Linked DNA regions of Homo sapiens: region 2 is linked to region 1. Evidence: chromatin contacts called from ENCODE Hi-C data. All regions are on one chromosome and are shown on one strand. The core of a region is the stretch at or near the end of the contact, and the rest is flanking DNA. Distances in the headings are between cores, read along the strand shown.

The links. A loop is a pair of places that touch in the nucleus more often than their neighbours do. Pooled maps may share reads with other maps.
Region 2: a loop to region 1 is called in a map with no recorded cell type, with 3 times the contacts of the local background. The contact joins the promoter of LINC01094 here to the promoter of CNOT6L in region 1. A Hi-C loop is called at or near these places in 2 of 37 single-sample maps with no recorded cell type and 10 of 50 pooled maps.

What each region holds. Positions count from the first base shown.
Region 1 is chr4:77,815,388-77,821,134 of GRCh38, reverse strand. CNOT6L (CCR4-NOT transcription complex subunit 6 like) reads left to right here and starts at 1,767. Exons shown (of 12, transcript NM_144571.3): 1 at 1,767-1,831. The coding sequence starts at 1,827. RefSeq lists silencers at 721-870, 1,131-1,290, 1,331-1,430, 1,921-1,990, 2,071-2,470.
Region 2 is chr4:78,643,192-78,648,892 of GRCh38, reverse strand. LINC01094 (long intergenic non-protein coding RNA 1094) reads right to left here and starts at 2,899. Exons shown (of 3, transcript NR_038308.1): 1 at 2,630-2,899. RefSeq lists an enhancer at 2,063-3,262.

The DNA.
Region 1 (5,747 bases), core at 518-3,017:
TAAACACTCCTGTGGGGGAAAAAATACTGAACATTGCTAATATACCCTTGACCAACACTGGTAAATACACGAGCCCGGGCATGCATTGAGAAAGAGATTAAAATTGTGCAAAACTGCAACAGCAGTACTCTGCCTCCACAGCCGGTGTAATTTGCTTTTTGGACTGCTGGCCCAAAAAAGCTGAAGCTGGCCCACAAAAACAAAAACAAACCCCAGAAACTTAAAGTATCACAGCCAGGTTCACCAAGTAAACACTACTATTTCTAGTTTGCATTTGGATGTTTTCATTCTGTAGATGGCATGGATAAGCTACAAACAACAAACTAAAGTCTACAACGAGAAGGGAGAATTAGAAAATAGGACCGGGTTATCGCTGAGCGTCACAGGTTCTTTTATTTACCTTTGACGATACAACTTACAGATGCTATATGTTTTTAAAAAAAATCCACCGAATATGTCAGGAAACATTTCCTTCGGTCACTTCACCTCCCCTGGCGTCTCAGCCACCTAGACCTACGCTCTGCTTCGCTGTCAGGTCGCCTCGGGCGAGGAGGGTGCAGTAAACAGCGCCCACACAAGAACCCGGGGTGAGGCGGTTTCCCGTCTCTTCGCCAAGGCTCTGTGGATGTGGGTTTCTGAAACTCTACCACTCTTCTCAGCCCCGCTCCTCGCTCAGGCCAGGAAAAAAGAGTGAGAAAACAGCCAGAGCAAAACAGAAAACCATTAAGAAGCCCGGGCCTCCGCGCGCTCACCGCGACAAAACGCGGCGCACGGGGGGCGGGGCCAAGGCGCTGCGTAGGAGCTCCGCCCCGTCACCGCCCCGCCTCCTTCCCCTCACCCCAACCCTCCGCGCCGGGGAGTGACTGACTCCCGCCAGCCCCTCCACGTCAATCAACCCTCCTCGTTCTCGCACTCTCTGCACCTTGTTATTAATCTCAATACCGATATCGCCCGGACGCCTCTCCCCCGGCCCTCGGGGGTGTGAACGTGTGTGAGCGGGAGCGAAGGCACCGAAAGCTGGCGTCTCTGTTCAACCTCGGCCCCAGCAGCACCCGGCGCAGCGGCAACCCCCGCAGCGGCGGCAGCCCCAGCACCAGGAGGCCAAGGCCAAGGCCAGGCTCTGCGTGGCTCTCGGAGCAGTAGCCGCGGCTCCGGCCCTGCGGGGGCGCAGCTTCCTTCGGCTGGGGCCTTCGCGCCGGCGGCCGCGGCCGCGGGGCCTCTCTTGCGCGCCTGGGGTCACTGTCCTCGAAGCCCGGCGGCGCGGCCCTCGTCCCCCTTCCCGACCCCCGGTCTGTCTCCTCGCTCCCTTCAGCCGCCTTCCGCGCCGCCGCCTCTGCCGTTCGTCAGGCGGCCCGGCCCGGCCCGCCCGCCCCGCATCCCCTCCGGCCGGTGCCTCTCCCCTCCGGCGGGCTGCCTGCATGTCTTTGCTGCCCTCAGCCCCGCCGCCACCGCCGCCGCCGCCTCCCCCGCCGCCGCAGCACCAGCACCAGCCGCCCCGTCGCCGCCGCCGCCGCCGCCGCCCGGACCCCGGCGCGCTGAATGCAGGTGAGGAGGGGGCGCGGGCCCCCCGAGACCCCGGGCCCGGGTTCCCTGCGCGCCCGCCCGCGAGCCCCGGTTACGGGCCCTGTGTGCCGCCGCGGCTTCCCCTCGGGGCGGGCGGGAGCGAGGCCCGCCGTGGGTGTTTGTGTTTGCGTCTGCGTCTGCGGCCGCGGCTCTGGAGGGGAAGCATCTGTGGGGGCCTGGTGCGCGCGCGCGCGCGTGTTTGTGTGTGTGTTTCCCCTGCCGCGGGGAAATGGCTGCTGTTGCTTCTGGGCCAGAGGAAGAGAATGAGGTAGAGTGTTCTTTTGCCTCCGAGTAGGACCGAGAGTGTTGGGAAGAGGAGCGCGTCCCCGGGGAAATGAGGTGGGAGAGGGACAAATGTGCGTGTGGGTGTGCGAGTTGGGACTTTGGCGGGCGGGGAGGCGGCCCGAGGACCCACGGCGAGTGGGTGTGTGTCGGGTGACTGGAGGGGGCGGCGGGGCTGACCCGCGTCTCTTCAGAGGCGGGCGAAGGTTCCGGGGTGTGTGTGTGTGTGTGTGTGTGTGTCGGGGGTGGCCCGGGGCCGGGACCCCAGAGTGGCGTGTCCCTCCCGCTTTGTGGCTGCGGCTCCCGAGCCTCGCAGGTGAGAGCTGCTCCTAGGGGGCCGGCCGGGGAGGGCTGAGTGAGTGCGGCACACGCGCGGCAGCGGGGCTGGGAGAGCTGCTGGTCGGTGCCGCGCCGCTGATCCCGGGGCCGCCGTTCCCCGGCCGCGGCAGGAAGCGCGCCGGCCTGCAGCGCGGCCTAACTGCCTGGGCGCCCGCCCACCTCCCCGGACGCCTCCCGGGACGGCGAGCCCGCGCGAGCCCACGGCGCTGCCTCGGGCCTGGGCAGGTGAGGGTCGGAGGCGGGACTCGCCGATTGCCGTCGCCGTGGCCGCCTCCGCGTCTCCTGAGAGGCGAAGGCTTATTTTGGCGTTCCAACTGCAAGCCTTCGCCCGGCCGGCTGTGGGACCCGAGGGAGGAAAGTGAATCAGAACAGTCAGTCTTGGGAATACGCGGTGTCGTGTTCCCTTCTTTTCATCCTTCCCCTAAGGCTGTGTGGAGGGACTGAGTAAATATTTTGGATTTTTGTTGCAAATACTTTGCCGTTGGTAAGATTTTTTTTTTTTTAATTAGACAAACATTTTCTTGGAAGGGCTGAGGAAGAAAGGGAAACTGGCTTTCCTGGCCTGTGGGATTGGATGGATTTTGTGCATTTGAAATTGTTTTATCCTGCCTCCTAGGGGGAGAGGCGTGTACGCGCCGCCGAGCTGAGGAGCTGGGTGAGGAAGAGGAAGTTACTGGAGCTGTCATCCTGCTTAACTCGGTCGGCTATTGAGCTTAGACTGTTTAGGTGGATTGTGTTCAGGGAGTTTAGCTGAGCCGTTTGTACACATTGGAAGCACAGTGTTACATTTTACCGTATTGCCTCTAGTTATCTTGTCAATCAAGATAGGCTCAACAAACATGTTTTCCTCAGTCTCCAAAAACTAGATCAAGCAACCTCTGTTGTCTACTCAGTATGTGCTGCTGGAAAGCTATTTTGAGAATAGCCTAAGCAAAACCCAGTTGTAAAGATAAACCTGCTGCCAATAGGTCTACAGTACATTTCAGAACCAAATACAAATGGCATTTGGATAATTATTTGCTAATGTGCTTTTCTACTCCAACCTCATTACATTTGTATGTAGTTAGATCATTTAGCTAGAACCGTGCTGTGGATAAAAGCATAATACAGTTTCGATCCTTGTAGGCCGTACTCTGTGTCATGGCCAGAGATTGCTCTTTGCACCTGGTCTCACAAAGAAATAGTGTATGCTGTTCACGGGGAAGTGGAGGGAAGAGAAGGAGGGGCGAAGAGCTGTTCTCTATTACCACTACTGGAAAAACAATTTAACATACGTAGTTAGTGGGAAAAGGACTTGTTTTACAGACTTCAGTTAGCCTCCCAGCTGTGTGATTTTTCCTTAGCTGTTTGACCTTAGGTAACATATCTATAAGCCACAGTTTTATCAGTCACAGAGAGCTAATACCTTTATAGTAAGGTCGTTTTGAGAATAGAATGAGAAAACATATGTTTGGCATGTAGTAGATGCTTAGTTAAATTTTAGTTCTGCCTCCTGCAGCCCTGACTATGGGCATTGAAGAACCTTTGCAAACACAAATATGATTAATTATTTAGAGCAATATTAAGTAACTATAACGTAAAAAAGACAATGGAATCTTTCAGAGCCCTTCAGTATACAAAAGGTATATATATAAACTTTAATGTATATAAGAAGTTTTTTTCTAATAATAAAAATAGTCATTAAAATAGCCTAGTTATTTATAAAAATAGTCATACTTAATTTTTTTTTCATATTTTCAAATAGACCATCTCTCAGTTTCATTATTCTTTATGATTTTCGTTTTGTAGCCCTGGAAAAAAATTTTCAACCTCTATATAGCACATGTATGTTTCAATACAGTTAAACATTAAAAAGGATCAAGGAACCAAAATTTAGATAGATCCCCAAAGTTTAAATGCTACGAAAAATGCTAGCTCATGTTGACTGATTTGGTAAATAAAACTTCTTAGAATATTTCTCTGAATATAAGGTAAAATCCTCTGTCCACTTAATTTTCAATAACTTTCCATTTTTAGTATTTTCTCTGGAGTAGGAAATGTGTTCATTAAATTTTAACTGCTGTGTGGAAAAAATAATGTCATGGAGAGGTATGGAATTTAAGGTAAAGATAACAGAAAAGTTAACATAAAGATTGTTTTCTTTTTGTTTTGGGAAAAGACAGGACAGAGAATGTGGGAGTTTGATTGGTTTAAGTTTGTCATGGCCCTATTTACAAATGCCGGGTTTCCCAGTAGGGCTTACGTAATTTATTTGTATCAATAATGATAAGCTTTAAAAAATATTATTTTCTAAAATTCAAACTAAAATTTCAACACATTCAGTATAGCTTTTATGCATATTTTTATATAAAAATTTCTGTGAAGGTAAGAGTCACAGGATGGGGAGGGGGAAGCTCTCATCATTGAGGGGCTTGAATTTTTATAAATAACTAGGGGCAACTATTAGAATGCAAATTGTGATTTTCTTAAAGTGTGTGTTGTGGGAGTGTGTATTTACATTGAACAGAATCTTCTGCCATGTGGTTATATTTAAAGGAATAATTCTTACCTTAAAACTATAAATGATACTTTTTAATACCTTAGAAACAAAGAAATAGAAATGAATCTGCTCTTATTTAGTATTTGGTAAAGTAATTTTCATTGGACTTTATGAATTATTTTAAAAGACTTTATATATATATTTTTTAATTTGGGAGAATTGGGAAGAACATTTCCCTGTAGTAATCATGAAAACAGATGATATTGAACTATAAAGATATTTGGATATGAAGTGGAAGTACTAAGGTTATTATTTAGACTAAAGGAATTATGTTACAACAAAATCAAGGTGGAAACTTGTTTAGATTTTAAAAGTTAATGTTACTTAAATGGGCTTTTAAGCAATCTTTCCAAAATATCTGTTATTAATGTCTTTAATTTGGGAGAATTGGAATACTTAGGAATTTCTGTATGTATTACTTTGGGTAATGCTAATCAGAGTAATAAATACATTCCAAAATTTCAAAGAAGTTTACTTGCTTTCATGACAGTTCCAGTGCAGATGTTTACTTGCTTTCATGACAGTTTACTTGCTTTCATGACAGTTCCAGTGCAGGTGCTCCTGGTTAGCAGGTTTCTTGTGGCTTTCCTCTTATGTTGTTTAGGGACTCATACAACTTAGATCTTGTGACTCCACCATTTCTTAGGGCCTTGGAGTCCTCCCTATTGCCTGAAGACCATTTCTTAAGAAACTCCAGACTTAAATGACAAACATTCCTCCAAATTTTATTGGCAAGATTTGTCACAGAGTCTTATTTGAATGCAAGGGGAGTGGGAAATGTCCCTGGCAGGTGGAAAGCTTGGCCATCTCTGCTACAAGGGGCATTTCATGGTGTTATTTTAGATGTTAGCATATATTTATGAAATTACATCCAAAAGGTGAATTATGATAGTTAGGAATTGCTTTCCATCTTCAAAGAGTAAAATTGGGTGTGAGTGGAGAGTGGTGGGGAGAGGAGAAAGGAGGGAAGAGTCACAGGAGTGGGAGGGGGAAGCTCTCATCACTGAGGGGCTTAAATGACAAG
Region 2 (5,701 bases), core at 1,650-4,149, 830 kb before region 1:
TTATTTGAGTGGGTTCAGACGATAACACGGTATTTTGAATACTGGCTTCCTTTCTTGCATGCTTGATTTGCCTGGTGACCAAATTACTAGTGACTAGTTCACTAACTAGGTCATTCAGGGAAGTCAAGTTAACACAAAGGAAACATGTCACCTAATTCCACTTGATGATGTTAAAACTTTAAAACCACCTTCTTAGACTGTAAAGATTAAATTAGGACCGGGTGTGGTGGCTCATTCCTGTAATCCCAGCACTTTGAGAGGCCAAGGCGGGTGGATCACTAGAGGCCAGGAGTTTGAGACCAGCCTGGCCAACATAGCAAAACCCTGTCTCTACCAAAAATACATACACACACACACACACACACACACACACACACACACACACACACACAATTAGCTGAGGGTGGTGACACATGCCTGTAATCCCAGCTCCTTGGGAGACTGAGCCATGAGAATCACCGGAACCTGGGAGGCGGAGGTTGCAGTTACTGTACTCCAGCCTGGGTGATAGAGGGAGACAGAAAAGAAAGATGAAAGAAGGGAAGAAAGAAAGAAAGAAAGAAAGAGAGAGAGAGAGGGAGGGAGGGAGGGAGGAAGGAAGGAAGGAAGGAAGGAAGGAAGGAAGGAAGGGAGAAAGAAAGAAGAAAAAAGAAAAGAAACAGAAAAGAAAAGAAAGGAAAAGAAAAGAAAAGAAAAGAAAGAAGAAATTAGTTCTAAAGAAGATAGCTGGCGATCCCTGAAGTATTCCCAGTTTGCTGAAGAATTTCACATGCTTTGTATGTTATATAGGAGTCTTATCTGCCCTGGTTAATCTAACTTTTCTTCTTCCTGTCTTGTGAACTGGCTGTCTCTATTAGAACTTTTCTGAAACGTGCATGGAATACATTAACAACTTGTAACGCCTCTCACAACTCTTAAGTGTATGTATGTGTGTCTAAACCGAATCAAGAAAGCTTACAATAGAGCTTCATAGTAACAGTATTTATTTCAGAATCATAATTGTAAACATGAGAATAACTTAATTATGAACTCCAGTTTAGCTCTTTTATAAGTGCAGAATTATATTTTAGCTGCTGTTATATTAGAATAATTTTTAAATGTCATCCTATTTTAAGCACTCATGCTAAGGTAAGTGAAGAACACTTTTCAAATTTTCTCCAGAAGAATCATAAACAAGAAACTAAACAAATTACCTATAATGAAAGTGACTAATGAGCAAGCGGGTTTGGCCAGATACTATACACAAACTTTGATAAAAGGCAAAATGCTTAATTTATATATATATATTTTTAGATGGGGTCTTGCTCTGTCACCCAGGCTCTAGAGTGCAGTGGCATGATCACAGCTCGCTGAAGCCTTAACTTCCCAGACTCAAGCAATCTTACCACATCAGCCTCCAGAGTAGCTGGGACTACAGGTGCACACCACCACGCCCAGCTAATTAGAATGCTTTATTACACTTGTGAAATTTTCTTGTCTAACCTGAATTTACATTCTATAGTGATAACATAGCATATGTATTGTTATTAAAGTGACTATGTAAAAAAATTAATATAAAACTGTATATACAATATGATTCCAATTTTTTACTTTCATATGTGCAGAGAACACAGAATGAAAAGAAATAGTCCTAATAATTATTTGTCAGTGGTCGACTTGGGTTTTTTTCTATGTTATATAGCTCTGTGTTTTCTAAATATTCAGTCAGAAGCAGATATTTTTCTTATCATTACATGTTTAAATTATGGTGGAGAATTTTCAGCAAATATTAAAATAAGGAACTCCTTGGGAGGCCGAGGCGGGCGGATCATGAGGTCAGGAGTTTGAGACCAGCCTGGCCAATATGGTGAAACCCCGTCTCTACTAAAAATACAAAAATTAGCCAGGCGTAGTGGTGGGTGCCTGTAGTCCCAGCTACTTGAGAGGCTGAGGCGGGAGAACTGCTTGAACCCAATAGGCGGAGGCTGCAGTGAGCCGAGATCGCGCCACTGCACTCCAGCCTGGGCGACAGAGCGAGACTCCATCTCAAAAAGAAAAAAAAAAGGAACTCCTGAGTTATCCCCAGTCCTCCTTGGGTCACTCTGTCCAGCTTCTGATTCCTCTGCTTATTTTAGCTGCAGGCTTTATGAGATCTCCCTAGTATTTGGTACCTCATTCCTGGACTAAGTGGTCAAACGTGTGTAATGGGGCAAAAGGCCTTAGGATGTTGAATAATCGCTGAGCAGGTGGTAAACCTGTGACACTGATGTGATGGATGTAGGAGTGGTCTCCTTGCAGCCCTGGAGCCTTTCATCAGAGTAGGATTTCACCCATCTGAGCTGGCAACAAGCCCTGTTATTCCCAGGACATCTAGAATTCATCAATCGTGCCTGGATTGTTTATTCACTTCACTCATGCTCCTGAATTCTTTGTAGCAGAGTCATTTCCTGTTTAATTCTCTCCAAAGTTTCCCCCTTTGGCCCAGGACTGAAAATTATCTGTTCTACAGTGCATAAAATATTTTTCACAAAGGTAAGCCGTTAGTTATGTATTAGTCTGTTCTGGAAAAAAAAAGTCAAAATAGTTGAGACCTACAGTTAGTCCATGTGATCTGGAAGTGACCAATAGTCATCACAGGGGGTGCACTTACCTAAATCGAATCCGTGTGTATCATTTTCTGCGTTGGTAAGTAGATCCACGTTTTCCTTTGGGAGGCTCACTTTAATATCCTTCTGCTTCTTTAAGATTGGGAAACCACCCAGGCCTCCCAGCTCTTGGCAAGCAACACTCTGACTTCATGTTGTTACTCAGCATTTTGTTCCTTATTGAAATGCCTGGCTCTGCACAACTGGTTTGTAAAGTCTGAAGATCCCCTGGCCATGCCCAGAAACAGCAGCCTCAGGAAGACAGAACTGAAAAGAACACACAGTGAGAACGAGAAGGGCTTTACAGCTCCGGTCAGCCTGACTCAAACCTGTGTTAATAGCCCAGACTCTTGTTGCTCCATCCAGACCTTCCTCTCTCTTCTAGTCACAATCCTACACACCCTTCTAGTAGGAACTCAAAAGCCACCTCACTCAGCCTAAAGTAATCTATCCCTCTTCTGTGTTTCTTATAATACTTTTATTTACTTTGTCTTACAAATTTTCCTTGTATCATACTTACTTATGTATGTATGTCTTCCTACGAGGTTGTAAGTGTTCAGGAAAATTAGAATGATCCAGTTTAGCTTGTACACTTCTCCTTGAGCACAATGCCTTGTACTTATTAAATAAAAATGCTTGAATTGCATGGAATTGAATCAAAATCTAAGAAAATAATCTGCTTTAGAATAGATCTGAGAATGCTGAGTAATGCACAACTCCTGCCTTCTTTGGGGGGACCTGAAACCTTAGGGGGACTTCAATTACTTCTGGATTTGGTATAGCTTCAGCAAAGGCAAGATTTCCCAGGGTTGCTATGGCCTACAGGAATATCAGCCTCCATTGGTCTTAGTGTCTGGCTTTAAATGGTAATGGAATCACACTGATTTTTTATGTTCGTATAGTAACATCATAAAGATACTGAAAATACTGGCAGTATGAAAGGAGAAAAGCAAATTCATTTCTTTTTTGAAAGATAAATCTCATTCATAAGGGATTAAACTTTTATTGTAGATAAGGTGAAATTTGGTAAGTTAAAATGAGAAGAATTTCAAAATGCTTTGTTGGGTGAAAAAAACCTTCTAAAGTAGTATGTTTATTATGATTCTTTTTTTGGTAAAAACAAATTTAAAAAGATAACTTCTATATAAAGTATATGTATACACGCCTGGGGAAAGCATTTGGAAAATTATACAGGCATTAATTTCTCCTACAGTTAAAGTGTCCCTAACAAAAATTGGACATAGCACAATTAGCTGCTTATTGAACATAATTTAATGAATCACTGTTAGTAATAACCAGAACTGACTGGGAACTGGGAAATGATAAAAAGCTGCTGCTTCCCCTGGCTGTAATGGACTGTACTGCAGGCAGACCTGCATGGCAACAGTGATGAGGCATTAGACGGTGCTGAATACGTGGCGGAAAGTGTAAGGAAGTTTGTGTTTCCTTTTGTAGGTTTTGATCTACCTTTTTAAAATTAAAGCTAGCAATAACCAAATACATTTATGGTTATGAAAACAAATTTATTGTTAAAATTACTATTTTTAAAATTCTGTTCTACTGTGAGTTTTAACATTTCTGTTCCCATTAAAACATTTTTTTTTAAAAAAGTTAGTTTTAAATTGCAATTTGGCTTAATTTTAATAGGAGATACACTTTTAAAGGACAAAATCTAAAAGGCACATGCTAGTATTTCTAAATGAGAAATTTTTGTTCCATCCCTATTCCCCAGCCATCCTTCTCCAATTTCAACCAGTGTTACCTGTTTCTTTACATTCTTTTGATAAGTTGAGATTTCTTAGAAATGCACCTATTTTGCAACAGTAGAATAGGCTATATACTAAAATACTAACTGTAGTTATTTTCAAACAACAGGATAATAGGAAATATTTATCTCTTTATAGTTTTCTGGATTATTTTTTTCCCCAGTAAGTAAAAGAATTAAAGATAATTTCTAAAACCATTTTGTTGGACTCTGTGTGACAGCATGCCTAAATATTACATTGTCATCACTTTTTAATTATTCCATTTCTCTGCTTCTGGTCTTTAGTCTTGGTTAACAGTATGGCAATGCAAAAAAAAATTTCCTTTTACCTACTTTCTCTTCCTTCCTCTTCCTCAGTCCATACCTCATGAAAAAAGTAAAATTGCATCAAAGTCATATTCTGAAAAGAAATTTCTTATTAAAATTTTCACTGGGGTTTCTGAATATAATTTGACTCATTCTAATTAAATCAGATTAATTAATACCTGCTATGCTTGGTTCACTAAAGATGTTTTAAGTAACAGCAATAATAATAGCAAATTCTTAGGACACATTTATCTTGCTGGGTTAGGTAGGAAAAGATTATATTTATTTTTTAAATGATTAATGAAATAAAGAAAAGCTTGGAGATTGGAGGTGGGATAATGGTAATTGTCCATATTTACATTTTGAAAATACATATTTTTGAGCTACTTTCACTATGCCTGGAATTAACAATTTTGCTAGACCTTTTCCAGATGTGAGAATTTGATCAATAGCACCATTTATCCATAACTACAATGTATCTGCCTTGGAGTAGACCACCTCGGGCCCAGGAAAACATCAGCTCTGGCCTTGTGGCTATGCCACCTGCAAATACAACCCCAAATTTTCCTTACTGGGTGTTCTCTTCTGTATCCTCTCTCCCTTCCCTTGTTATTTATCTCATTTTTCCTTCTTTCAGGAGGCCAATGTAAGCCTAGAGTGGTAGAGTGGAATGAGCATGGATACAGGACTTTGGGAGCCAGGATTCGTATCTAGTTCTCTGCTAAACTAGGTGTCTTAGGCAAATCACCTCAGTATTCTGGTTTCCTTCTCTTCCTTCTTTCCACAAATATTTGCAGAGCTCCTACCCAGTGCTAAAGACTATTCTAGGTGCTAAGATGTAAAGATGAACAAGACATGACCACTGCACTTAGAGACTGTGTACTTTGTCTCTCCAGCTGTCCCTGAGAAAGCTGCATCTCAAGACAGCAGCTTAAGTGAGTTTGTGGTTCTGCCCACCTGCTGTCTGGCCAGTGAGGAAGTGTGTCTAATGTGGGCACCTACTGGG